7 separate regions of the Mus musculus genome follow, and all the other regions are linked to region 1. The links are chromatin loops, found by intact Hi-C in ENCODE. Cell type or tissue: gastrocnemius. All regions are shown on one strand. Region 1 overlaps Gpc3 (glypican 3). Region 2 overlaps Usp26 (ubiquitin specific peptidase 26). Region 3 holds the start of Gpc4 (glypican 4). Region 4 has its middle 77 kb from the start of 1700080O16Rik. Region 5 overlaps Gpc4 (glypican 4). Region 6 overlaps Gm35727 (a long non-coding RNA gene). Region 7 has its middle 65 kb from the start of 1700080O16Rik.

The links. Peaks named below come from ENCODE experiments on the same cell type or tissue, not always from the same donor. Only the 100,000 strongest peaks of a DNase experiment are listed, where the experiment ranks them.
Region 2: a loop joins it to region 1, with 6 times the contacts of the local background. A loop is called at or near these places in 13 of 42 quality-filtered maps.
Region 3: a loop joins it to region 1, with 2.2 times the contacts of the local background. A loop is called at or near these places in 10 of 42 quality-filtered maps.
Region 4: a loop joins it to region 1, with 3 times the contacts of the local background. A loop is called at or near these places in 7 of 42 quality-filtered maps.
Region 5: a loop joins it to region 1, with 3 times the contacts of the local background. A loop is called at or near these places in 12 of 42 quality-filtered maps.
Region 6: a loop joins it to region 1, with 5 times the contacts of the local background. A loop is called at or near these places in 9 of 42 quality-filtered maps.
Region 7: a loop joins it to region 1, with 4 times the contacts of the local background. A loop is called at or near these places in 13 of 42 quality-filtered maps.

Annotation. Positions count from the first base shown.
Region 1 is chrX:52,368,735-52,372,734 of GRCm38, reverse strand. The region is part of intron 5 of Gpc3 (glypican 3); the gene reads left to right. Among named protein-coding and RNA genes, the nearest start is that of Mir6384, 7.4 kb to the left of the region's middle. In gastrocnemius, a CTCF peak has its summit at 2,144; a DNase peak (open chromatin) is centred at 2,584; H3K4me3 peaks cover 668 bases; H3K27ac peaks cover 236 bases.
Region 2 is chrX:51,765,994-51,769,993 of GRCm38, reverse strand. The region is part of intron 7 of Usp26 (ubiquitin specific peptidase 26); the gene reads left to right. All of the region lies in intron 1 of Gm35727 (a long non-coding RNA gene), which reads right to left. Among named protein-coding and RNA genes, the nearest start is that of Usp26, 33 kb to the left of the region's middle. In gastrocnemius, a CTCF peak has its summit at 2,352 (motif pointing left); a DNase peak (open chromatin) is centred at 2,342.
Region 3 is chrX:52,163,863-52,167,862 of GRCm38, reverse strand. Gpc4 (glypican 4) reads left to right here and starts at 2,940. Exons shown (of 9, transcript NM_008150.2): 1 at 2,940-3,247. The coding sequence starts at 3,088. In gastrocnemius, a CTCF peak has its summit at 2,355; DNase peaks (open chromatin) are centred at 2,047, 2,496, 2,821 and 3,414; H3K4me3 peaks cover 1,932 bases; H3K27ac peaks cover 1,813 bases.
Region 4 is chrX:51,893,644-51,897,643 of GRCm38, reverse strand. No RefSeq gene overlaps it. Among named protein-coding and RNA genes, the nearest start is that of 1700080O16Rik, 77 kb to the left of the region's middle. In gastrocnemius, CTCF peaks have their summits at 1,590 (motif pointing left) and 1,795 (motif pointing left); a DNase peak (open chromatin) is centred at 1,780.
Region 5 is chrX:52,085,783-52,089,782 of GRCm38, reverse strand. All of the region lies in intron 2 of Gpc4 (glypican 4), which reads left to right. Among named protein-coding and RNA genes, the nearest start is that of Gpc4, 77 kb to the left of the region's middle. In gastrocnemius, a CTCF peak has its summit at 1,837; a DNase peak (open chromatin) is centred at 1,839.
Region 6 is chrX:51,734,475-51,738,474 of GRCm38, reverse strand. All of the region lies in intron 1 of Gm35727 (a long non-coding RNA gene), which reads right to left. Among named protein-coding and RNA genes, the nearest start is that of Gm35727, 55 kb to the right of the region's middle. In gastrocnemius, a CTCF peak has its summit at 1,843 (motif pointing left); a DNase peak (open chromatin) is centred at 1,832.
Region 7 is chrX:51,905,694-51,909,693 of GRCm38, reverse strand. No RefSeq gene overlaps it. Among named protein-coding and RNA genes, the nearest start is that of 1700080O16Rik, 65 kb to the left of the region's middle. In gastrocnemius, no CTCF peak of the experiment used is centred here; no DNase peak of the experiment used is centred here.

The DNA.
Region 1 (4,000 bases):
TGAACACCCAGGGCTCACTCCAAGAGCATGAAAGAATGGCTTTGAGGAACAAGGCGGAATTCCAAAGCCTGGGGCTTGCCAGGTGAGTCAGCTAAGCTAACACCTTTAGCAGCTCTGTTTCCTCTGGCCCAAGACCTGGAGCAGAGGTGGGAGAGTGGAGGTGGAGGGGCAATAACCCTGCAGGTAAAAGGGTTTGAGACCTGCCCGTAACTGTAGCTAAGGGAACGGAGGCTTCCAAACGATAACAGGAATGTTTATCTTGTAAAGGATCTCAGCAGTTCCCATTGCTATGGAGTCAGTCTGCCCTTTGCTCTAGATCTCTGGCAATTCATTTGGACATTCAAAACAACATGATGAAGTATGAAGCACTTGACATTCCTGGCCAACAGGTTCTTCCTTGATAGACACTGTCCCTTGGATAGGTTTGGGTATTTAGTGCCTGTCGCTTAGCCATCAGAGTTCAAGTGCAAAGGCAAACAAAGAAAACTCTTCAGTGTTCTTTTACCTTGATCCTATGTTCTGGCCCTATAGAACCAGACTGAAGACAACTGAAGTGTTGGGTTTCTCTCAGTGTGGGCGTGGGGAAGTTGAAACTTCTCCTAAGTATTGTTCTCAAGGTTCATTTGGGTGCTCTCAGGAAGTTCTTTGCAAATGTTTGTTGAAGGTCTACTATCTGTCTAGTACTGTCTTTCATACTTTCAAAAGAGCTCTCCACTAAAACATTCCGTGTTCTAGGCACAGTTGGAAGCACATAGCCTATATAATCTCAACTCAATAGCATTTGTCATATCAACTAGTCCCCCACAACATGCTAGTGACATTATTCCTTACCTGTTTGAAGGAGAGCCAGTTTTATTTTTATTTGGGGACTGAACCATACATGCTAGGCAAGTGCCTTACCAGCCCTCTTTTTTTTTTTTTTTATCATTTTTGAGACCTGGTGTCCCTAAATTGCCCAGGCTGGTCTTTAATTCACCTGGAATTCCAGACAGGCTTTGAACCTACAGTCTTCCTGCCTCAGCCTTTAGAGTACCAAAGATTTCAGGCCTATATCCCCAAGCCCAGCTCAAACCAATATTTGAATCTATATCTTTGAATATAAGCCCAATTTTCTTTCTACCACATGACTTGGCCCTTTTGTAAACATGTTATATAGGGGGAGGGATGTATAGTGCTTGCCTGTAATCCTAGCACTTGGGAGGTAGGTTTCCTTGTCACTGTCCTGGATCCTTTGATGGCTAGACTGAGGTACAGGTGGTGCTGTCCCTGTCTCTATCATCCCCTCTCTGCTGAGCCAACTGCTTCTCCCAGCCACAGACTCTAATGGATAATATCAATTTCTTCACCGGCTAGAAACTATTCACTGCATCTCTGGATTTAAGTCATTGATATTCCAAGAGTAATCTTTTAGCCCTTTCTCAAGTGAGGTTTAAAACAAGGATAGAAATGAATTGACACTCACTTACTCTCCTACCATGTTAATGTCTTCTAAAATGAGATGTAAATGGCTTTGCATTCTTCTGATTCCTTCCACAGCATTTTCTTTCTTGCTACTAAAATCTCTGTAATTTCTGAAAGGCAATTGTGTGAAAACACAGGTATTTCTTGGAATATCGTGGATGAGTGTGCTGTTAGCATTGAAAATTTGCCCTGACGTTGTTTATAACTGTTGTGTTGCAGTTAGAAAAAAATGAAAGTGATGAAATATTTCTCTTTGACTATATCCACCAAAATCTAGGTTTAATGCTTGCAATCAGTATAGGGCCAGCTTAATGTACATACTGCAAGTCCCAGGGTAACCAGGGGTAAAAACTATTACCTAAACATAAATAAAAAAATGTCCACAAATCACTAGGAAAAATTGTCACTTTCTTTATTAAACACATTTAAAATCTCAGCTAACTTCATCTTTACTTTTATTTTTGTGTATTTATGCAATTAAGGCTGCATCTCCAACAGAAAACAGTTTTTTCTTAAAGCCTCTTAATAAGTTGCTTTTTGCTACTCTGTGTTCTAGGTTTTTTTTTTTTTAAGCTATTTGTTCTCTTTAAATTTTACCATTTTCCCCTAGTGCTTGTAAGCCAGAATATTTTTCAAGGATGACAGACCATTTATTGTCATGCCACAGTTTCTCCATAAGATGGTGCTCTGAGCATGCATGATCTATAGCTTTTTTTTTTTTCCTTGCTTGCTTTTTCTTTTTCTTTTATTTTTTCTTTCTCTTTTTCTTTTTTCTTTTTCTTTTTTCTCCCAGCCACAATCAGGCAGCAATTGAATGTAAACTTTTGTGAAATCAAATCCTTTTAGCCAGGAGTCAGTCCTTCTGAGATTTGTTCACAAACCCTTACCACCATTCTAATGCCTAGGGCAAGAAGGAAAGTGAAGTCTCTAGCAAGCCCCTTGCCCTAAATCAGAACCAGCAGGGTTAGGAATGCACGGGATATGTTTGAGGGACCTCTAAAGAAAAGAGTTTTATTCTGAGTATGAAACTTGTAGTATTCGCGGTTTGAAAAGTCCCTTGCTGAGTCTGTTTCTTCACGTACATGGCAAGGGGGTTGGACCCGCTGGTCTGTGAAGGCACTTCCATCTCCAGCGTTCTCCATTTGCATCTGCTGATTGCCTCAGCCAGTGCAGATTTAGGAAGAAAAGCTCGCCCATTTTACGCTTGTTTGACTCTATTCCTCTTTTACAAGTGCTCTCTTTGCTTCAACTGTCCCAGGACAAGCATGCCCAGATGTCCTGTTTTAATTAGGTTCCTTTTCTCTTTAAGGCTTTTACACAGGTTTCCTCCCCCCCCCCCTTCCCCTCCAGGCCTTAACCAATCTGCCTGAAAGGGAGAAACATTCTCCTTTTCAGTGCACAAATAGGGTTTTCTTAGTATCACGGCAGTCATTTTTGTGCTGAATAGATCCAAACAGGAGGGGGGGGGGATACTGCACGAAGTGCTTAAAGGTAACACCTCTAACATCATGCTAAATATATACAGCCAAGAAAGCACCCTGTTTCGGTGGAGGTGGGCATTTCTATTCTTTTATTGCCAGAAGCATATTAAAACTTCTGGGAAGAGGCAGTTGTGAAAGGAGGAGGACAATTAATCAAGCCACAGAAAAGTATTGCTAACCAGATAACGCACCATGAAAATCCCCCGAGGCTAATGAGTGTTCCTGTCTCTGGCATCCCCTAAGAATTGAGTGGGGCAGATGAATTGGGGCTATGATGGCTCAACCTCATTCAAAGACTATCATGAACTGCAGGCATCAGCAGCACTGCGGAGACCCATGGAAGTGAAATGCTGAATGAATTCATTAACTGCAAACTCCAGAGACATCCCTAGCTGATTCCCTTTGGGCTTTGACCCTCAGAGTACACATGTCCCATGAAATACCCTGAGAACACACCATCTGTGTCCCTTTGCTATTGCAGGGAGGCACATGTGCTTAAAGTAAACACAGTCAATTTTTTTTAAGTTATTGAACAAAAGAAATGATGGAGTGAAGTAATGGATAGATTAAACTGGCTTTAGAAATCGTTCACTAGATATACACATATCTGAGCATCACAGTGTACATGATAAATACATTCAAATTTTGTCAATCATGGTTACAAACGCTGAAAAAAACTGAAGTTAACTGTGATGTGCAATTCCATTTATTTTTTTTTTAAATCTAATAGTTACATAGGTTTAGAAAGCTCACAGGAGGGACTGAGGATGTGACACAATAGCAAAGGACTTCTCCAGTATGAGCAAGGCCCTAGGTTCAGTTGTCAGCACCACACAGAGAAACAAAAATCCATGGTATAAAATACAGAAGATAAATCAAGTTGTAAAATACATAAGCAAGTCTTGCCCAGCACTTATTGAAAGTAACAGCTGCCACTACTTTCTTGTTTTCTGTACATATTTGAGCAGTTTTATAACACATGAGAGTACAGGTGTTCTCCTTTTGTAAAAGATGGATCCTAGGACCCCTGGTTGGTTCCTTAAAAGAATGATAGTACT
Region 2 (4,000 bases), 600 kb after region 1:
AAAAGCAAATGGTAAATAGCAAAATAAGTCCTTCCGGTCATGTCTTCTTTATCCAATAAACTCAGTAGATTAGTGCTGTCTGTCGACTGCTGTGTTCCATGTACTCTGCACCATGGAAGAGGTGTTAGACATGTGGGAGATCGGAGTTAGGTCACTGAGACTTCAGTAGCTGTCCCTTGAAAGTACATACATTTTCTAAAACTGGCAGTGTATTAAACTATGCCTACTCTAATCTTTTATAGATCATATATGTATCCAGTAGAATAACTATTTACAGTTACTTGTCAGTTATTTAGGTTGTTTCACAAATAATAAATGGTATATCAACTGTTTTATTATTTGCATACATGGATACATGTAGCTCCTGCTACTCTTAATTTCTTAAAATAAGTTAGTTTGATGCTTCCTCAGATGTTATTAATCACATTGTGGCTGTAGCTAGAGGTGAAGATATCTCCGGAGAGTAAACATTACTCTTTCTCCCCTAGATTGCAATGCTAACTGCGCTCTTCTAATAAAAGAACCTTAATATGGAAAACCGCATGCTTGACAGCAACCCACCACTTCAGCACCCTAATTAGAACATGTTGAAAATCCTGAGTATTTGTGGCACTTTTTTTTCCCCCACCTAAAAATTGATCCTTACCAGTAAATCATTCCCCTAGGGTCTATCTAGCTTCTCTGTATGGTTTTATCCCCTCAACAGAGAAGTAAGTAGCCAAGCAGCATAAGCATCTATACATTGAAAATATCCTGGACCCTCTCCGAGATCCACTTTCTTTGTTTACACATAGCCATCCAGAAGACAGAAGTATACAAGGGATTAGTGAGTTCTGAACGCAGACCTTTGCTATGATGACAGACATATTGACTGTATGTACTTGATAGCAAAAGAATACAAGGGAATTTGATCAAATCAGTCATTTATTCATGAGCCTATTTTCATCTTTTGGGAATGAAGAACTTGGACAAATTTTTACAGCATAAATTTTATGCTTCCATAAAGGGCATAGCCCTGCTTCAGTGTTTGAAACTTATAAAATCAACACTCTCAAATGAAAAAGGACACGAGAAATTTCTGAAGACAACTACAGTAAAAACTATCTAGCACAACTCACTGTCACTTCCAGTGAGAAAATTGCAAGTTCTCAAAGAAGTTTTCATTAATTCTGACCCTTGTCAAGAGTCACTGAGCAAATCGATACATTATTGATTAACCTACTCTTGTGAACGTATTTTTCTTCCTTTTTCATTTGTATATCTATATGATTAAGTGACATATCCCATACAAGCCTGTGTAATTACTGAGAAACTTCTTGGGGGCAAGCATATGTGGGTCACATTTGTGTTTTGAAGAGACAAATAGGCTATAAAAGAAAGAATCTGTATTTCTTGATACTGTTGGCTTTAAATTGGCACCAGGTATAATATGTCAATATTAAATATTATTTGTTATACCATTTGCATAGTCACAGTCATGAAAACCCATGGGCATGTAATACAGAAAAGTTCCAATCCAAATATTTTTGAATGGATTCAAGAACTTGTTAGTTACCCCATGCCTCCTAAATGCAAGCCAATCCCATCATTTTGCCCTATAAATAAATGATATTTTCTTTTTGAGTTATTGCTCTTTTCTCATTTATTATATCTTTACCACAGTTTCCCCTCCCTCTTCCCCTTAGAAAAGAGCAGGCCTCTAAGGGACATCAACCAAACCCAGCATAACAAGCTACAATAGGACCAGGCATATACTACCACATCAAGGCTGGACAAGGCAATCCAAAAGTGGGAAAACTGTCGTACAAGTATACCAAAAGAGTCAGGGACAATCCCAAGTCCCACTTTGAGGACTTCCACAAGAACCCCAAGTCACTTAGCCATAACATATATGTAGAGGACCTAGGTCAGGACCCACCCCCACCCCCCTTACAGGCTCCCTGATCTCAAGTTTCCATGAGTCCCAGTCAGTTGATTCTCTAGGCTATGTTCTTGTGCTATGTCCCTGATCCCTCTGGTTCCTCCATCTCTTCCTCCTCTTTAGCAGTACTAATTGTATTTAAAGATAGTAAATATTAAGACTATTTCAAGATATTTTTAAAATAGAATGAATAAAGTCAACTTGAGATTTTTTTTCCTATTCAAAATTTGGAAGTCATTCTGATAGATTTTTGTTTGAGCCCTGGTGGCACTTACTACATTTTCCAGGTTCTTTTTGCAAACAGTGGCTATTTAAAATTCTCTTACCAAGTTTTAAACCTGGAATGTGTTTATTCTTAAGTCAGATGAAGATTGACTTCCCTGCCCTCTTTGCCTTGGTAAGGAAAATGCTGTAGTGCCCCCTTGTGTCGTGTGGAGTCTAAAACACCCCTGATTGAACCCCAAAGCTGAATCTACTCCACTAATATCCTTAAAGTGTCTCCTTGCAGCTTTGGGGGTAAGGTATGGCATTGCTATAAAGTCAAGTATAAAGGAATCCTTGTAAGATGTTATGTTCTGCTAGATAAAAACTTGAACTTGCTCACTACTCATTTGGAATGAGATGTTAACTCTTCAAAATTGTTCTAGCGGTCATAAATGTTCCAAGGATGACGTTGACCCAAGGGAGATTATTAGAATAATGGATGGGCTTAACTCTTATTACCACAGGCTGTCTTTGCCTGTTTCTCATTTGTTTTCCTTACTTAGACTTCAACATCCTACTTTCACCGAGGCATATAGTACAAAAAAAATCTTATAATTTATCTTAGATTTTCCCTCACAAGAGGAGATGCTCAAGTTTCGGGCATAAATCCAAAGTCAGTATCTATACATATATCACCATCTTCTTACTTGTGATACTTGTTTCTTTTAGAAGAACTGTGCTTTGTGGAACAGGAACCTAGATTTACCTGGGCTTTGAAGTTGTTGCTATGGGATAGAGCCTAAACCTATTTATGTTGGGTAGTAGCTCTCTTTAGTCACATGTCAGGGGTATATATTAGCAAATGTAGCAAAGAATGGTTTGGACAAGAGAATACATGGATTGTTGGACGCAGACTGATAGTTCTGGGCAAAGAGCATCAGCATGGGACATCATATAAAACTGTGCTTAAAGGTCATCCTGGGAAGACAATTGTAGTTCGGTAAGTTTGTACACAAAGTGTGAGATGGGCAACTGTATATAGGAGTTTTGGGGAACCCAAGGAATCCTCTTGCAGTGGCAGTTAATATTTAGTTGGTCTACCTTGAACTGGCTACAGCCCTACCTTTTGGTTCATCTTGATGAATATTAGAACCAGTGAATCCCCATATAAGATGGTTCTAAAGCTTTTTCTTTTTCTTTTCTTTTCTTTTTTTTTTTTTTTTTTTTTTTTTTTTTTTTGAGACAGGGTTTCTCTGTGTAGCCCTGGCTGTCCTGGAACTCACTCTGTAGACCAGGCTGGCCTCAAACTCAGATCAGAAATCCACCAGCCTCTGCCTCCCAAGGGCTGGGATCAAAGGCGAGCGCCACCACTGGCCGGCCTAAAGCTTTTTCAATTCAATATTAATTTCAACTCCTAATCTTATTTCAGATGCCCCTGAAACTTGATTACCTTCACTATTGTTCAGATCATATGCTTACTGTTATGTTTTTAATACCAAACTAACTGCCCACAAGACTGACTAGCAGCCTTGGATTCTCTGTATCTCTGAAAGAATTCAAACAGATGACATTTTCTTTATTCTCTCCAACTTTAGTCTAGACTGTGATCTCTTTAAGTTTAATGTTGCCTTGTTGTTAAATTTGGTCCTAGACCTACCTTCTCATTTTGTTTTTAGCCTTTGGTAATTAGAGAATGTGGATCCACAGTAGTGACAGGCACATAGAAACGGCTTGAGATCATTAATACTGTGTCTTAACTAGGGTACAACATACTTGCTAGGGAAGGAGTAAATTATTTTCTGGACAAACTTTTGCAGTGATATTTTGCTCATGTTATTTGATGGTTACTGCTCCATTGTGGTTCTCCTGTACTTT
Region 3 (4,000 bases), 200 kb after region 1:
CAAACGTGAAAACCAATCCACAGTCATGCGAAGTTTAACAGTTTGAAAACTCTCCGCATTCTTCCAACCCTGGTGAAGGTGCTTCTCCAGCCTCCTTTGGTGAGCCAGGGAGGGGGAGGGGAGAGCATCAGGAGCTAGGGCCATCTGAAAAGCTTCCATCTGGGTGATATTTGTTTCATAGATTGCCAGTTGTTCACCCTGTTTGTATTTAAATGAAAGGAGGCTTTGAAGTGGGAACCGCCTCTGAGCAGGGCTTGGGGTTCCTGCCTTCCCTGGTAAAGTTCAGACTTGTCCAGATCTGCCTGTAGCCAGAGGTTACTGTTTCTGGTAGAAAAGGCTCAAGTTTTGGTTAATAATACACTAAAAGGAAGAGCATCAGTGACTTGAGGGGGGCAAAAATGAGTTCCTCTTGCTGTGGGAGGCAATGTTCCAATGTGGTCCTTTTATACGTTAGGAAAATCCCTTTCTCTTTCATTGTCAGAGATTTATTTTATTTTTCTTTATTTTGAAAGAGGCTCATATGTAGCCCAGGCTAGCTACAAATTCCTTATGTCCCTGAGGCTGGTCTTGAAGTCTTGATTTTCCTGCCTATACCTTCTGGAATTACAGGTGTGTATCATATACCCAGTTTGGAATTTCATTTTACTATTAATGTTGGTCGCATCTCAGATCATATTTCCCTTGCTGAGGAATATCTTTATGTATGCATCAGTGGATGTTAAGGTGCTGTGCTAAGCGCTAGCAGTGCCAGGAGGACCTCATGGTTAGCAGTTTAAGGATTACCTGGATTATTTAAAAGTTCCTTGAATTCAATGGAGCTGAGTGTGCATAAATTAAATGTGTTGCCAGACATAAAAAATTTTAAGTCACAGCTGGGTGTGGTGGCGCAGGCCTTAAATATCAGCACTTGAGAGCCTGAGCCCAGTGGATGTCTGAGTTCAAGGCCAGCCTGGTCTACAGAGTTCCAGAACAGCCAGGGCTACAGGGAGGGAGAAAACTCTACCACAAACAAACAAACAAACAAACAGAAAAGAAATTGGAAGTCCTACTTACAGACAGGTCACAGTGTGTCTGTTCATGCTACTGCTCTGCAAGAGTTAATATATTGAAGAGGAGTCTGCAGTGGGCATTCAAAACACCCTCCACAGCTCCTCACCTCCAACCATGTCAGCACGGTTTCCAAAGAACAGTGGAGGAAGTCTCCACAAACCCTCTGAGGGCGATAATTGTAATGATGGTTCGTATCTTCACCCTATGTAATTTTATGGGAATTGAGAGTCTAGCCAAATAATAAGCTCCAGCCCTTTTCATCTGCCCAGTTCCCAGCACACTCCCGAAGTGTCTGAGGCACTTCTCACCCTGAGCTCTTAAAGCAGATTGTAACAATAACAACAGTAATGACAAGTTCACAATCTGCACGGTTCCCTTCATTAAAGGAGCCCTGGGAGCTTCAAAAACACTCATTAATGGAATCTGACAAAGCTTGGAAGGTGGGAAGACTCACCCATTCCCAGTTTTTCTTGTGACTAAATGTAGAACGGGAAGAATTGGAAATACTGGGCTGTCATTCCCTGCCACCACTAGAGTCTTTTCATTCAAGAGTCTTGGGACTTTGGACACATTGACCTTAGGTGAGTGCTAATTCTTAGCGTTTCTTTCTTTCTGTGGGGTGTCAATTCCTATACCCTACACAGGGCAGTGTGGGGCCAAAAGTTTTTCTGAGCAACCTTGATTTAGCTCCATCTCCTTGAGGTTCAGTGATTGTTTTCTGGTCAGTTTCAGAGTTTGTGTATATTTATTGCAGAACTTAGGGTGTGAGCGTGCGTTGAACAGTGTGTGGGGATGAAGCAGGTGAGAAGATGATTGCTAGAGTTAGGGGCTAGCTTGTGCTCTTGGGGGAACACTGTGATGGGTCAAGGGGGGCTAGGTGAGCCTCTCAGCCCAGCTGTGAGTTCCAGGTCCCCCGGCCCCCACCCCGCGTTGTTTGGATCAAAGCAATGCCAGTATGTGAGTGTGCCTTCCTTGCCCAGGTGTTGGTTAGAAGTGGCCCTGGATGCTGGGTAGAAGCAGCGAGGCTGGTATTGGGGCTGGAGGGCTAAGTGCTGCTCAGGCCCATGGGGATAGCCTGTCAAGTGGCTGTGGAGAAAGGCTTGTGGCTCAGACAGGGGCTCAAGGCCCCAAGATCCAGATCACCAGGATCTCTTGAGACTTGGCCCCTTAAGCGGGAAGAAACTGCCCTTTCCTCTCTTGCTGGGGGGGGGGGCGGGGGGCAGGTTCCCCGCCTCTGAAGAGGAGGGCAGGAGGGAGGAGCCCAGCAGGGCGTGTCGCAAGAGGGAGCGCCGCGCGCCCCGTGCGGGCCCCCTAGGAAGTGGATTTGGCCCGCTCCAGATCCAACCCAGCTTCCAGGTTTTCTCCCGGCCCGGCCCTGCGTGCTCCCGCCTGTCTCGGGCTCGCCCCCCCCCTCATGCCCGCCCCCTCCCTCCCTTAGGGCCGCCCCGCTTGGCCAAGTTTGCGGAGCCTCGCTGTGCGAGCCGGGCCAGTCAATCAGCGGCAGAGCTGAGAAGGGCACAGCCGTGCGGCCGAGGGCAGTGAGCTGAGCCGGGCTGGGTGAGCGGAGCAGCGCCGGGTGGCTGAAGCCCCGCGCCAGCGATCGCCCGCCGACGCCGCCCACACTCTGCTCTTCTGCGACGCCTGCCACCTTCCCTTCCTTCCCTGAGCCCCTCCGCCCCTGGCTAGCTGGCCCGGGTTCTCTAGCCTTCGGAGTCCCGAGGTCACGGATCCTCTCCCTAGTCCCTTGGGTCCCGCGCCCATTCCACGCCTTTTTCCTCGTACCGCACCCCGGCTGGGCGCCTGGCACCGGGGACCGTTGCCTGACTCGAGGCCCAGCTCCACTTTTCGCCCGCGTCTCCTCCTCCTGCCCTCCTCCTCCTCCTCCTCCTCCTCCTTCACTACCAACTTCAACTCCCCGGTTCTCGCTCCGCTCGTGAGTGTTCACTCCGCGCCTCTCCGCCCGCTCCGCAGCGCTGCTTTCCATCGGGTCTCATTCTGTCCCCTAAAGGTGGGAGCGCGTCCGTCAGGGTCCGCACCATGGCACGCTTAGGCTTGCTCGCGCTCCTCTGCACCCTGGCCGCGCTCAGCGCCTCGCTGCTGGCTGCGGAGCTCAAGTCGAAAAGTTGCTCGGAAGTGCGACGTCTCTACGTGTCCAAAGGCTTCAACAAGAATGATGCCCCCCTCTATGAGATCAACGGTAGGTGGGAATCCTGCACTCTCCCCATTACCGAGCGGTGGGCACCCCGGGAAAAGGGGCGCCCCCCCCCACGCCGCATCAGGTAGCCGAGAGGGAGAAACGGGCAGGCAGGAGAGCCAGCCCCGGCTTTGAGCGGGCACCGCGAGTGGAGGGGCGCCGCCGGTTTATTCAGTGCCACCCAGGTCCTTTGCTGCTGCCCCCCACCCCAGCCCTCTCACTCCCGGGAAGCCACTAGGGACTCTGGCCCTCAACGTGCGTGGCTTGGGCTCTCTCGCCTTTTCCGGGTTGAATTCTTTACTGGGTTCCCCGCTTTGTTGTGTGGGTGACGACGAGGCCGAGTGGGGGCGGGGTGGGGAACCTCCTGGAGTTTGCAGATTCCTAGGGGCGCAAAACGTGAGACTTGAATGAGCCGCTCATTGACGGTCTCCTAAAATTCCTCTCCCCGCCGCCTCTCTTCCACCGCTGACACGGTTTAGTTTTTAGGAGCTGCAAGGGCTTTAGAAGTCACCTTTAAAAAGCGAACTCTTCTTACTCCTTCAAATCCCGACTTTTGGGAAGTCTCCAGCTTTCCGGAAGGTGTTGGATAAAACGGGTATTTCCCTTCCTTTTCTCTTTTCTCACCTCATTTTAAGGGTTAATTGCACTTTCAATTACAGACCTTTGAAAGGACTGATTACAGGAAACCTAAATCTCAGTTTGGAGATGGTTATGCAAATGAAGATGGCTTTGCCTCTGAAAAAGTTCACCGGATTT
Region 4 (4,000 bases), 480 kb after region 1:
CTTGGAAGCCAGGCGCAGAGTTAGATGCCTGTAATCCCAGCCTGAGTTACAGGAAACCCTGTCTTAAAAATAGCAATAGTAAATGAATGAATGAATCAGTAAACAAGGAGCATAACTGGCACACCTCGTTGGACAGAAAAGGAGAAAAAAAAATCCGCCTTGTTTGAATGTAAGCAAGGCATGTAGGCAGTTCCCCTCCTGTTTCAACATTTCTTCGACTGCTGTTTACTTACTGGCCATGGTTTTCTTCTTGATTTAGTGGTTACTGTTTGTTCCCCATGGTTTAAAATGTCTTCAGCCAAAGCAGCCTTTGTGAAGCCCCCAAACAGATGTGCTGTAATCTGAGCTCGCCCTTAAGCTGCTATGCTTTGTCTCATCCTGCTTCCTGCTGTCAGGGAGCTCAGGTTCTGCCTCTGCCTGAGGCTGATGGCTCCTAAGAAATTTCTCCTTTTCCAACTTTGTCAGCGCCCCGAGGGCAGGAACTGTCTTCTTTCATTTTTTGCAGCCCAAGTCCCTGGCAAAATGTTTACCATCGCATAATGACCAGGGTATACTTTTTTGAATGAATGGGTGAACTTTAAATAAAGCTTCCATCTCATTTGTGGCTCAGGAACAGGCCAAGACCAAACAACATTTAATGCAATATATATGACATAAATGCTAGGCTTTCGTTCCCTGTCCCTACTGTACTCGTTCCCTTCTAATGTGTTCCATTGCCAAGATTTATTTAATTAGAACCTGAACTATATAGGAAAGCATCAATGTAGATACAAAAGACTTGACCAAGTCTTCATTTTGTAAAGGACACAGTCAAGAAATGGACAGGGCAGTTCACAGGATGGAAGAAAATGCCTGCAAGTTATAAATGATAAGGACCCAGCATCTGGATATAATATAAGAACACATATAATGCAACCACAAACGGCAACACACCCAGTTAATACATGGGCAAGGCATCTGATTGGATCTCCCCGACTCTTGAACGTTCTGCCATTCCAAATATGATGTGCAGAGGGAGATAGACCCGGGCATCTAAGGGGGTAGTAGGCAACAGATACTCCACCTAAATGAAAGGGAATTTTTAAAAAGAGCTCAAATGGGATGTCGCACGTCTGTAATGCCAACCCTGAGATAGGCAGAGGCAGGAGAAGCAAGAGCTTGAGGCCAGTCTAGCCCATGTGAGACAAAACAAGAAAAAAAAATCAAAACAAGATGTCTCAGCTGTTAAGGACACTAGTTACCTCTCCTCTCATTGATGTCCCACAAGGCCATCCTCTGCTACATATGCGGCTGGAGCCATGTGGACTCTTGGACTCCAGTGTAGGGGAATGCCAGGGCCAGGAAGCAGGAGTGGGTGGGTTAGTGAACAGGGAGGGTTTGGAGGGGAAATGAGGAAAGGGGATAACATTTGAAATGTAAATAAAATATCTAATAAAAAATCAAAACAGAAAATTAAAAACAACACAAAACAAACAAACAAAAAACCAAAAACCAAACCAAACCAAACCAAAACCTAGCTGCTCTTGCAGAAGATTTGGATTCTGTCCCCAGCACCTGCATAGCAGCTGACAAACAGCGGTAACTCCAGTTCTAGGATAGTTGGTGCCCTCTTGTGGCCTTGATGGGCATTGCACAGATAGGGTGCACAGATCTAGAACTAGGCAAAACACACGAAAAGTAAAAGTAGACAAATTTTAAAAATACAAAGCAAAGCGCGGGGTGGGGAGACGGCTCAGCAGTTAAGAACGCTAGTTGTTCTTCCAGAAGATCTGAAAACGTTCCCAGCACCCAGAACTCCAGTTCCAGAGGATCTACTGCCCTCTTCTGGCGCCTTTGGTAACTGCATGCGTGTGATGCTCAGACATACATGCATGCCAAACACTCATACACACAAAGTAAAACCAACCAAACAACAATGTACTTTTAATTTTTTCTGTTCTAATTTTTTTTTTTGGCTGTCCTGGAACTCACTCTGGAGACCAGGCTGGCCTCGAACTCAGAGATCCACCTGCCTCTGCCTCCCAAATGCTGGGATTAAAGGCGTGTGCCACCATTGCCTGGCTCTAATTCTGCTTCTTAGTAGCAGAAATTCCATTCAGCTTATTGTCTGTATTCTTGAAGTAATCTATCTCCTTTGGCTACTTTCATTATGACATTTGGATTTTGATTGCACATGTATTTTTGCATTCTAAATTCATTTGATAGTGTAATCTCTCTAAGTATGTTTTTGCATCTACTTTTCATGCTGCGGTTTTTAAACTAGTTCTTCTTTTTTTATATCACAGTAATATATTAATATGTGGTCTGCCAGACCTGGTGATGCAGGCCTACCATGCCAGGTTGTGGGAGTACCTGGGTAACTTAGTGAGACATGTTATAAAAAGTAAAAAGGTGGCTGGAAATAGTAAGTCTTCAACTTGTATGGAATTTGTTGCACTGCATACTTCATGTTATAGGTCGCTATTTATTTGACTCTCATTGGAATGCAATAGTTACAGTAATGCTTTGTTTTTCCAATATTCTGTTTTCTCTGTTTTACTGTACGTTGGGTTATTACATAGTCAAAATTGTTCTGGGTCACAAACATGTTTAGTGAAAAGTAAAAAGATGTATACTACCTGCACACTCTTCAGCATTTAAAACGCAAATATCAGTTCTGTGAGGTGACTCAGCAGGTAAAAGGTACCTACTGCCAGTCTGATTGCCTGCGTTCTAGCCTCAAGACTCACATGGTGAGAGAGAGCTGATTCTCTTGAGTTTTCCTCTGACTCTCCTTATGTATACACACATACATACATATGTGTATGCACACGGGCTTACATGTGCACACACACATACATAGACATGCACACACATATACACACATACATATAAACACACACATACACACATGTACATCCATACATACACGTATGTATACATATAGATTTGGTGGCTTTTATTTATATTTGGCTTAAACGCATTGTTTATTTTCTGAAGAATGTCCCTACAACCTTGTCAACTCCTGTAAAACTTTTCTCAGGGGCTTTCATTTGTGCTCCATTAAATTTCTATGCCAACCCATGTGACTTCTAACAGCTCCACTCTCCAGCATTATTCTTCCTGGTAAATAGCATCATTTATTCATGTCTTCCTTTACTTGTCCCATTGCTGCTTTATAATTTTCTTTCAATATATCTCTATTCTCTCAAATTAAGTGAATAACCACATCCTTACTATTTTGTCACGATTGGGAGCCCCCTTTTCATTATATTGTCTAGCATTGTGTCACTCTTACTGGGAATTCGACAGACTTTTGCCATTTTATCTTATATGATGCTACTTTGCCAAACATATTTATTATTTTTAATGAATTTTGTGTTGATGTTTTAGACATCTCCCTTATATAATCCTGTCACTTCGGAATGTTATTTTTATTTCTTCCTTTCACTTATTTATAACTCATTTCTTTTTATTCAATCTCATTTTATTGCAAAGTTAATTAAGACTGATGGAAGCGACAGCCTTGTCATATTTATGTTTTTAATAGAGCATTCCCTGTGCCTCTGACTCTGGGTTTTAGGCTAGGCATGTATAGCGCTCCTGTTAAGGTAGAAAATCCCTTGTGGTTGTTTTCTTTTGTTTCATCCATGGAAGTTTGGCATTTTAAGAAGTGTCTCCTCAGCAACTTTTGAAATATCCAACGTCAGCAGAAGTGTTCCCAGGGAGAGGGTCCTTAGTAACCTTATCTAATGAAACCCTCGCCTCCACTCCCACGCCACCATATGATACTGTAGTAGTTCCTTTACAGTGCTTGCTGCCACGTGTAATGATCCTAGTTAGTTATGGGGCCTGCTTGCTTCCCTCGCTCATCAAGCTGTTAGCTCCAAGATGAGTCTCCTTGTCTGTATCGCTCACAGCTGCATTGCTGTAGTGCTCAAGGCTCCCTGTGTCCTCAGTGTGAATTTCTTGGAGGCATAATTGAGTATGGCTTTTGTGCTCCCCGCCCCCGGAACATAGA
Region 5 (4,000 bases), 280 kb after region 1:
TCATTTCATTTTTAAAGGGAAGACATCTGAGGGTTAATATAAAGCATTTCATATAGGCTTCAGCTTGAGGGTGGAGAGAAAGAGAAAGGTGCTCAGCAGAAAGGAAGACTCATCCAAGAGCATAGGTGTGGGCTTCTCAAAGAGAAAGTTGTAGAATATAACACATACCCAACTCTGGGTATAGACTTGGTACACATATCTTTCTCTGGAGTAGAGCCCAATGTTACTGCCTATAGGTCTGCTAGTTTAGCTGTTTTCCCCTTCCCTCCCCATGAATTTGTAGCAGTATACTACGTAGCATGATTACAATGTGCAAGCTTTCTTTTAAAGAAAGCTATATAGAGAGCTATTACCAGTAAGTGTTAACATATGCTTGTTTTTTTTAAATATAGAAACAATTGTTCTCATTTAATAAATACATTAAAATGGTACCTTTATCAGTTCCAAAGCATACTCAAAAATTATTATAAAAGCTCATGCGTATGTCTTCTGGCTCTAATTTAAAACGTGGCAAAGACAATAAAGTTAATGAGTACCAATTAAAATTTGTTGTAAGCCGCTGAAATCTGTTTGGTCTGGAGATCAGAACAGAGCTGGAATACTGTACACATTTTAAGTTTTCTGATACAATTTTCTGTAATAAAACATCAGCTGTCTGGTACTTAGCAATCCTTTAGTGGGTGATGCATCAGTTGTTTGGCTGATGGATATATTTTTAAAAGATCCAGGATGTTGAGTAAAGCTCTTTAGGGTTATTTCAATTCTCAGAAGTCCAAAGGTGGGATCAAAGAATTGTCCAAACTCTGATTTAAAAAGAAGAGAAACCTGTCTTTGATGTAAATGGAGAAGCAGCAACTGGACAAAGAAACAAGATGGTGGCTGGGGAACAAAGAAGGATAGCAAAGTTACTCACAACACCCACCTGGAGATATATAGTGAGGAAATAGCAAAATGATGGAAGGCAAATAGCAAAAACAACCAGACAAAACCAAACAAAGCATAGCAATAGGTCCATTAACTTCCAAAGAACATCTGGCTGTGTCCAAGCCTAAAATGCAGACTCACAGAGATGATTTTGAGCCCTGGCAACTTTCTGTGTTCTCAAAATGTATGAGTGTGCACGAGGTTAGAAATGGCCTTAGTTGCCTCAGGTTTTGTTCATTCTGACTCCATTGCAAGTGAGTGCTGTAGTACCTGCTCTGGCAATAATGGACTTAGCAAATGTGAATGACAAATCCTTTTGCCTATTTCTTTGTCTCTAAGGATTTGGGGGGAGGCTGGTTGAGTTTTGTTTGTTTGGTGGTTTTTATTTATTTTTTCTTTATTTTTTTGCTTCCATACTTTCCATTTTCTGCTGTTTTGTGTGTCTCAAGTAAATACAAAGTTTATAAGTGGATTTGTACATTCAAAGCAGTGCCTGTATGTTTTCAGAGCTAGGTAAATTCAAGAAAACACCTCATTTGGCAATACCTCCATGTAGTACTTTCAACCAGTTTCTTGGGTTTATTTTAAAATATTAAACTTTTATTAATAATAACAATAATAAGTATTCTTTTGTGTGTGTTCACATGGTGTGTTCATTGCACAGGGTGTGTTGATGTCAGGCATCGACTTTCAGGAGTCAGTTGTCTGTTTATATTGTAGGTTTTCAGGATCAGACTCAGCTCATAACTACTGAGCCTGTGTCACTGGGCCGCTTATGCTTTCAGTATGTGCCTCTGGGCGTGAGGACTGGCTTCTGTAGTTTTCTGTCCTACAGGCTTTTTTGTCAACTCTTTATCTTAAAATGGTCCTTGAGTTAGAGCGTTAGAGTGACAGGGGTAGCTGCTCCCCCTCTTGGCCAGTCGTGGGAATTTTTTGGTAATAAAACTGCTAATTAGCTGAAGCAGTTGTCTCATGAATATGCTAATCAGCCAGTGAAGTGGGTATTGGGAGAATTACTTGGCAAGGGGAATGGAAATAGAACTGGAGCATAATCCATGTTTGGGGACTACAACATAAAGACCCATCCCCAAAGGTCGGCCGTTTTGTGAGACTCATTGTTTTTAAAAGAAACATGGGTTATTAAGGTGATCAAAGCTGCTGTGTTAAATACGTTTCTGGATTACATAATAAAATGATATAATAACCACAAAGAAACACAACTGCTAAACAACTCCCTGAATTAAACTATTTGCTAGATATTTTGCACATTAAATCGTAAGGATCTAAAGATGTCACCTGATACTCATCTATTGGGAAAACTCTTGTCATTTTAGGAGGAAATTAAGCTACTTTGATTGGGAGGCAGAACACAACGAATTGTCAGCCTGAATTCTGCAGCAGGACCCTTTGTGACCTGGGGCAATTAACTGGGTCTCAGTTTTCCCATCCATAAAATGAGGGGGTTGAGCAAGATGCTCCCTCAAAACCCTTTCAAATTCTAAAAATTCTGTGAATCTTTTAAATATGGGACTAGACCAGCTGCTTTAGTGAAAGGTCCTATAAGATGTTAATTAGCCATCTGTATGGTACCCTCTTTTTCATAACCCTCAACTACTTTCCCCAGGTCTTTCTTTGGAAACTCTCCCGTGAGCCCACAGCTTGTTAACTTGAATAATAGTAGAAAATTTCTAAATTAGCTTAAAATGCACATAAAAGACATAATTGTCCATCCCATCTCTCGGCCTGCACTGTGTAAGCTAGAGTGGCCCCCGCCACTCTCATTGTGCTTATCTCGCACAGGCATGACACGAAACACTCCAGACTTAGCTAAAGCTGTGTTTTAATCACTGTAGTTCATTCATACCAGTCATTATTTCATTAAGCCAATAAGAAAAACCAGTGTGGAGACTCGGGGCTGAAGGCATTTGAAGTCATAGGCCTCTGAAAGTAATGACCTCAATGAAAGCGAGCTGTCTATTCACCTTCAGTGACAGATACATTTAGGTGAGCTTCATGGCCATTAGCGAAGTTGAAATTTCTAGAATTTTCCTAGCCCTGATCTTAACTATATTTTAACTTCATGAATTTGTTATTAGGGTGAAGAGTTTGTTGCTTACACATAATTAATAAAGATCTTGTTTTAGGTTTGGAAAAAAACCCTGACTCATTTTGAATATTATAGAAATACATATAGTAACACAAACACAGATGGTTAATTTTGTTTGCTTTTGTTTTTGGAGAAAGGTTCACTGTATAGATCAGGGTGGTCTTGAAGTCACAGGGCCCACCTGTGATGAAAGGAGTCCATGACCACTGCTTGAGTTTTTAAAGATATTATTATTATTATTATTTTGGTTTTTTGAGACAGGGTTTCTCTGTAGAGCCCTGGCTATTCTGGAACTCACTGTGTAGATAAGGCTGGCCTTGAACTCAGAAATCCACCTGCCTCTGCCTCCCAAGTGCAGGGATTAAAGGCGTGCGCCACCACTGCCCAGCTTATTTTTAATTATTTTTATTAATTATTATATGTATGTGTTTTTGTGTGAGTATATGTGTAGGGGTGCAGGTGCCCAAGGAGGCCAGACAAGAGCTTCAGATGCCCTGGAGGTAGAATTATAGGCTGCTGGGAGACACTTCGTGTGAATGCTGGCCATTGAACTCGGATCCTCTGCAAGAGCAGTGTGTATGCTTAATAGCTGAGCCATTTCCCGACCCCCTAGATTGGTTTTTAATCTTCACTTCAGATTTCAATCCTTAAGACTTTAAAACAAGTATTGCTGTTTGAAACCTCATTACAGTGTGTTGGGCAACAATTCACAGGCAGAGTAGCCACAAAGTACAAAGAAAGACATGAAGCCATCTGGCCTATTTAAAAATGCATTGTCCTAGATCACACTAACTGCCTTTGATTTCTTTGGAATGCACTGCTATTTTTCTCATTTTCTTTTCCATCCATGTGACACGGACCTGTGTAGTTTTGCTAAACACTTTAAACGGATTTACTTGTTAATATTTATTTATTTATTTATTTATTTATTTATTTTCGAGACAGGGTTTCTCTGTATAGCCCTTGTTG
Region 6 (4,000 bases), 630 kb after region 1:
CTTTTAGGGAGTTTCCCTCTCAAACTTCCATGATTCTAACATGTAACATCAACCCCATTTCTCTTTAGTGATTTGCTCAGTCACTCCAATTAGATTAGTGTCTCTTGGGAGCTGGAGACATGGCTGAGCAGTTAAAAGCACTTGCATCTTCTAGAGGACTGGAGTGCCTTTCCCAGCATCAACTTTGAGCTGCTGAAAATTGCCTGTAACTCCAGTTCCAGGGGATCTGAGGCCCTCTTCTGGTCTATATGGGTACCCACAAACACGTGGCATAAACACAAGATGCACCTAAGTAAAAATAGTAGACACCTTTTAAAAACAATAAAAATAAATGTGTGACTTGTGTACGCATGATTTTTTAGTGTTGTCACATGTGTTCAGGTCAGAGGACACCCTTATATGTCAACTCTTGCCTTCTACTTTGTTTGAGGAAAGGTTTTTTTTTTAAATATTTTTATTAGGTATTTTCCTCATTTACATTTCCAATGCTATCCCAAAAGTCCCCCATACCCTCCCCCACCCACTACCCTACCCACCCACTCCCCCTTTTTGGCCCTGGCGTTCCCCTGTACTGGGGCATATAAAGTTTGCCTGACCAATGGGCCTCTCTTTGCAGTGATGGCCGACTAGGCCATCTTTTGATACATATGCAACTAGAGTCACGAGCTCCGGGGGTACTGGTTCTCTTCTTTTCTACTGTATGCTGGGCTAGCTAGCCCACCAGTTCTAGGGATTTTCTCTTGACTTTGCTTCCCATCTTCACAAGAAGTACTTGGATTACAGACACATGTTGTCATGTATGGCTTTTAATAGGTTCTGGAAATATGAACTCTGATCCTCATGTTTGGGTAGCAATTGCTTAACCTCTGAGCTTTATCTCTTGGCCCAGATTAGCCCCTCTTAATGCCAGTTTGCTCAATGGTACAAGGGGACAAACATGTGTAGTTGGCACTGTCTCCTTCCAGTGGTGTGGAACCCCTGTTTGGAACTCTTTGTGTGGAAGCAGTCTCACCTTGGGGACTAGTCTCAAAAATAACTACAGAATGAAAATCAAAATCTTAGAAGGTAGAGCTTTCCACATATGAAATTTTAATCCATAGCTGAGAATGAGGAAGAGGGCATCATATTATGGTTTCTGGGCAAATAGGACCTTATGAGATTTAAATACAATCCGGGTAGGACATTGGCACTGCAACTGGGTTTTTCATAAAGTAGTCCACATTTCAACTGGACCAGCTATTTCTGGGCAATGGATTATTCTCTGATGCGATGCAAGGCTGTTTGGAATGTCACCGTGTTACATTAGGCATTCTGTAAGTCCATAGATGATGGGGCTAGAAGAATCTTTACTAGGGAGGATAAACATTAATTATGTGCACGAATTTATCCAAGGAAAGGAGGACAAGTGTTTTGCCTCCTTTTCCCCCTAAAGACAGGTCTGCATCCTCCTGAGGGAAGGCACCGTATCCGGGTCTTCCTGCACGTCTTCATCATCAAGAGGTTAGACACTCAGTAGTAGAAAGCTTTAGATTCCTGAAAGGAAATTTGTGTTGTTTTGCCTATGCAAACCCTTCACTCATCCCTGTCATTGTGGCCACTTTATTTAGCAGTTCATTCAGCAAGTACTCAGGTGGCTGCAGAAAGAACCTGACGGACCTTTGCTGGGTATATCATACTGTTTACCTGATATGTTCATGGTATGTGTCCATTCTGAGCCATCGATCTATATATGTCTTCCCCACACATCCTCATTTCAACAGTGCTGACCCATTCCACAACACAACTGGCAGAAACTAAAGCAGCTTCCTCCACAGTGTCCCTCAAGTGCCCTCTACTGGCCAGAGTCAACATTGCACATAGAAATGCTTATGTGAAATTTGGCTGTTATCCACAGACCATGTATATAGAAGGATGAATTTAGAGCCAACAGACTATATATATTGTTAACTGCACAGTCACCTCAATATCATCATGATTTTGTCAATGTGCTATTGTAAATGCCTGAGCCTCAGTTTTCTGACTCTTGGGAAATAGTTTTAAAAGTGCATTCTCCAATCCTAGGTCTATCTGTAATGTGAAAGACTTAATATCAGGTATGTTTTAAATAACATAATCCTGAATATTTAAAGGTGATTAAGTCTCTTCATAGTATTACCTAACACTCCTAATTCTTCCTTTTTCTATCCCAGAGAATATTTCACTCAAAAGTTTCAAAATAAGCTGTATATACATATGAAACATAAGGAGAACTTATTAGAGAACCCACAGCTTTAAAGCTCTATCAAGTGAGATATCCAGGACTTTTATACTAATACACTCCAAAATAATAATAATCATAATCATAATAATAATTATTATTTTAAAGTAATGTAAGTTTACTGTTATTTGTTGGGCTACATTCACAGCCATCCTCAATTACATGTAGCCCACTGGCTACCACTTGGTAAGCCATCAACATGTCTTCTCATGCATGGGGAGCACTCTTGTGCCTCCCTTTATCAGTGTCTACCCAGGTGGGTTGTGGTTCAAGATACCCATGTGATTGTTCCCAATTTCTATAAAATCTTATGCCCTTACTTGAGTGAGTGTGGGGTTGTATTGTGTGGGTATTTTTGTTTATTTGGGAAGGTTTAAGCTAGATATGGGTAAGAAATTTACTTCTTTAAAAATCTTTGCTGGTACCCTATGGGAGGAACAACATTATGAACTAACCAGTACCCCCAGAGCTCTTTTTTTTTTCCATTTTTTATTAGGTATTTAGCTCATTTACATTTCCAATGCTATACCAAAAGTCCCCCTTACCCACCCACCCCCACTCCCCTACCCACCCACTCCCCCCCTTTGGCCCTGGCGTTCCCCTGTACCGGGGCACACAAAGTCTGCGTGTCCAATGGGCCTCTCTTTCCAGTGATGGCCGACTAGGCCATCTTTTGATACATATGCAGCTAGAGTCAAGAGCTCAGGGGTACTGGTTAGTTCATAATGTTGTTCCACCTATAGGGTTGAAGATCCCTTTAGCTCCTTGGGTACTTTCTCTAGCTCCTCCATTGGGAGCCCTGTGATCCATCCATTAGCTGACTGTGAGCATCCACTTCTGTGTTTGCTAGGCCCCGGCATAGTCTCACAAGAGACAGCTACGTCTGGGTCCTTTCAGTAAAATCTTGCTAGTGTATGCAATGGTGTCAGCATTTGGAAGCTGATTATGGGGTGGATCCCTGGATATGGCAGTCTCTACATGGTCCATCCTTTCATCTCAGCTCCATACTTTGTTTCTGTAACTCCTTCCATGGGTGTTTCGTTCCCACTTCTAAGGAGGGGCCTAGTGTCCACACTTCAGTCTTCATTTTTCTTGAGTTTCATGTGTTTAGGAAATTGTATCTTATATCGTGGGTATCCTAGGTTTTGGGCTAGTATCCACTTATCAGTGAGTACATATTGTGTGAGTTCCTTTGTGATTGTGTTACCTCACTCAGGATGATGCTCTCCAGGTCCATCCATTTGGCTAGGAATTTCATAAATTCATTCTTTTTAATAGCTGAGTAGTACTCCATTGTGTAGATGTACCACATTTTCTGTATCCATTCCTCTGTTGAGGGGCATCTGGGTTCTTTCCAGTTTCTGGCTATTATAAATAAGGCTGCTATGAACATAGTGGAGAATGTGTCCTTCTTACCAGTTGGGGCTTCTTCTGGATATATGCCCAGGAGAGGTATTGCTGGATCCTCCGGTAGTACTATGTCCAATTTTCTGAGGAACCGCCAGACTGATTTCCAGAGTGGTTGTACAAGCCTGCAATCCCACCAACAATGGAGGAGTGTTCCCCTTTCTCCACATCCTCGCCAGCATCTGCTGTCACCTGAATTTTTGATCTTAGCCATTCTCACTGGTGTGAGGTGGAATCTCAGGGTTGTTTTGATTTGCATTTCCCTGATGATTAAGGATGTTGAACATTTTTTCAGGTGCTTCTCTGCCATTCGGTATTCCTCAGGTGAGAATTCTT
Region 7 (4,000 bases), 460 kb after region 1:
AATGAGCCTTTCACTTACTGATGAAAACAGTACAGGGAAATGTAGCCGGTCAGACAGAATTAACTTGCAGGGCATTACACACACATTACCCCTCCCCTTGAGGGAAACAATAGCACTATTAAGGGAAGAGCTCCATCATAGAAAATGCTTTCATCATATGTGGCATTCAGCTTTTCCAATGTTCTTTTCTTCTGTATTAGAGCATATTCATTGTACATGCTATTGTCTCACATAAAAGTATCTTTGTGCAAATATAAATGGTAGGTGAAGCGTATTCCCCCATCCTCCTATCCCTTCTCTGTCTCCCCCACCCTCATTAATCCAACTTGTTTTCCTAGACACTTTCACGCCTACTCTCAGGCCGTCTATATGCATGGATAAAGTCTAGGATCTTTAAGCAGTTCTTTGGAGAAACAAAGTAAGATTAAATAGGCTAGCTAGGGCAAATCCATAAATATAGACTGCATGTAAGCTGAAAACCAGGTCTTTCAGACTAACACTTCTGCAGACAAGGAAAGTGAGGCTAAAGACGGAGAAAAGAACTTGTGCAAATCACATGGGTCACAAATGGAGTCAGCAAGTAGCCTCCAAACTGCCTTAGTGCTAGGAAAAGAATTTTAAATCAGCAAAACTAAGCCACATGCCTCACAGAGTGAACAAAGGCAAGGCCAATGCCATCCCAATATGGCTTTCTAAATCAGAGTTCTACAGATTCCCCAAAACAGAAACTCCAAACAAGAAGAGACCTCTCTGTGCTGATGGAGGCCAGATCAATCATCTAGTCTTCTTGGTTATAGCTAAAAGCTGGTTATTGGGCAGGGGATGGGGGGTTAATCCTTTCTCTCCCAATTATTGCTTCTACTCTACTGAATTTATATGAGGTAACACAGACATCTATTCCACAGAGCAAGCTCATGAAAGGTGTGCTCCCAGAGTGAATTAGGTAAAAGGAGAGTGGGAAAGGAAGGAGATAGGCTTCTTTAACTCCATGGTTAAAGCTAAACTCAAACATATGAAGTACCTGAGGCTAAACCTCCTGGCATGGTCCCATCCTTGGCACACTATCCAGAGAGACCTACTGTTCAGCAGATACCCCAGAAAGGCATGCCTCCCCAGCCGGTACCTTTCTGGATGTATATAGAGGTACCGAACAATCACTGAACATATTGGCGTTTGAATAACCTGCAGTTTGAATAATGCCATTGGCCCAAAGACTAGGTATTCACGTTGTGAAAACTACAGAATAATTTGAGTTTGTTGAGGCTAAATATTGTATCATATACTAAGCCACTGCAAAGTAAAAGCAGTGCATTAGCTAACTTTCATGTTGCACGGATATAATACTATGTCAAAAGAAACTTAAGAAAGGATTAGTTTTAACTAACGGTTCCAGAGGGATAGAGTCCTTCGGTGTTGGAGAAAGTAAGGTTTGGTGAAAGGGACAGGAAGTGACTGATCACATGTTTCATCCACACGGAGGAAGTGGGGCAAGGTTATAAACCCTCAAAGTACCTGCCACTAAGCTTCACGACCGTACGTCAGAGGTGAGAACTCATGCTCTCTAACATGCTCCCATGTGCAAGCACACATGGGCGCACACACACGTGCACATACATACATACATACAAACATACATAAATACATAGATTCTTTAAAATATATGAGTAATGGAATGCTTAATGTGTGGCAGGCACTCTGCCATGCACAGGGGATCCAAACATGACTTGCTCCCACCAAAGCTCACAGTCAAGTGGCCAAGTAGATAAACACAGGACTGCAGAGCAGTGTGACGATAATAATGGCTTCTGTGCCTTAAGCCCTCGCCACATACCAGGCACCAGACTACGAGCTGCCATCCGTTATCTCTTTTCATCCTTGTAACGTCACTACCAGTTAGATGTGTTACCCAGGCCCCTTTTACAAGCAAGAAAGTCCTGCCTTAAATGAGCTCATCCATCAATAACAGTGTAAATCAGTGGTGTTAGCCACAGGGAGCAGAAGGCAGGACAGTTCGAGCTAGATCTAAAAGGAGTCAATGCTTGCTCTGTTCCCATGGAAACCCACTGGGTAGCATACTTTTATCTGGGAGCTTTGCTCTGTTGTGTAATTTGGTTGTTTTGAAACAGGTTCTCATGTGGTTGGGAATGACATCGAAGTTCTAGTCCTTCTGCCTCCACCTCTCAAGTGCAGGGATTTCATGCGTGCACAGTACCTAGCCCTGGCTGGGGTGGCTTTCAAAGATTTCACATGCTTTTACCCAGCAATTCCACACTGAGGACTTTATTGAGAGGAAATACCCAAGAAACGGGTAAAGTCTCTCTATAAATAGGTACTTTTTCTCTATTACTAAATAGCATCAGAAAATAACACACTTAACAAGGGAATAGTTAACTCTACTATGGTCTCTTTGATCAGCAGACCATGGTATCAGAGAAAAATTTTAAGTGATAATTAAGAAAATGATCTAATACCATAAAAAATACTTATGCTATGATGTCAACGTAATAGAAACAAGATGGTGCCTTGCATTTTCCTTGTTAGTGCAGCTATGGAGAACTTGATATGTATAGCTAGGGCTGAAAGGGGTGTGTATTGGTAGACTTCCATTCAAGATATTGGTTGGAGTGGGGTGGTTAGTGAGATGACCTAGCTGTTAAAGACACTTGCCATCAAGGCTGATGAACTCAGTTCAATCCCCTGAATCCCATAGGGTATCAGGAGAAAACTGACTTCTCTGTGAGTTGTTCTCTGACCACTACACACACACACACACACACACACACACACACACACACACACAAAATGACACTTATACCTTCACATGGATGTCTGCACACATAGAGACATGAAAAAAATGAATAAGTAAGTATAATTCTAAAAGGTAAAGTGATGGCCAAGTGTGGTGATGAACATATTTAATCCAGCACTCAGGAGGCAGAAGCAGATGGATTGCTTTAAAGTTGAGGCCATGGGGTGGGTGTTCAGGCCTCCAAGAGCTACAAATAGAGACTCTGCCACAGACAGACAGACAGACAGACAAACAAACAAAAAGTCTGGGATCTGGTAGAAATATTTGTTTCCTCAATACAGTCTTTAATATTGTTAGAGACAGGAATGTGTTTTAGACATGTGGGTAAGGGTAAGAGACCCCTGGAGAAGAACAACCTTTACAAACTGGCAGAGCTGATTTTCAGTGAGCTGCAGGCAGGTAGAGGCTATACCCTTGTCTCAGAAGAAGACATCCTCGAACTAGCGGAACTGACTATCCAATGAACCTTCTCTCAGCACTAAAGGTAGAAGCTAGATTTAGAAAAAAAAAATGTGGGTTTAGCCCAATGCTGGAAAATTAGCTAAGCAGCTCTCCTGCAGACGAGTGCTGGGCTGGGCCTTGAGAACACACCTTCTGTGTAATAACTGTCCTTCTTTCTAAGTTGAGCTCAGAAGTAGTGCATTTAGAGAAGCCCCGACTTACCAAGATACTAGGGGACTTCCAGCCATTTCTTTTCTCACTATTTGGCTGTATCTTCTCTTTCAAGCCTGTCAGCTGGATTTGAGAAACCCTCCCACATCCTGTGTTCTTATCTTCCACCCAACCAGAGTCCCCAAGCCATTTAACCAAAGAGAAGCCCCTGAGCTCAAGGCCCTACACGTTCTCAAGCCCTCTCCTTTATAGAGAGCTGTAAAAAAGAAATAAGCTTTCTCCCCTATTCTACTGCCTTTGCGCCTCAAGACTGTGAGACTTGGGAGTCACTGGCTTGGAGTAACTTGGGTGGTCATTGAGTTTCTGAAGCTCTGGTTCTTCTCTGGGTTAAGGCCACCCAAGGTAAGGTTCATTTGCACTCGAAGACCCTCACAGTATTATTACAGGATAATAAAGGGAGATTTTTAAAAAAAGACCTCAAGTATTTGCCTGATTTCAATGTGTCTTTTACTCATTCCAAAACGTCATTTTCATTGGAAAAATCTGAGATTTTTTTTTCAATGGATTGACTATGGAAAA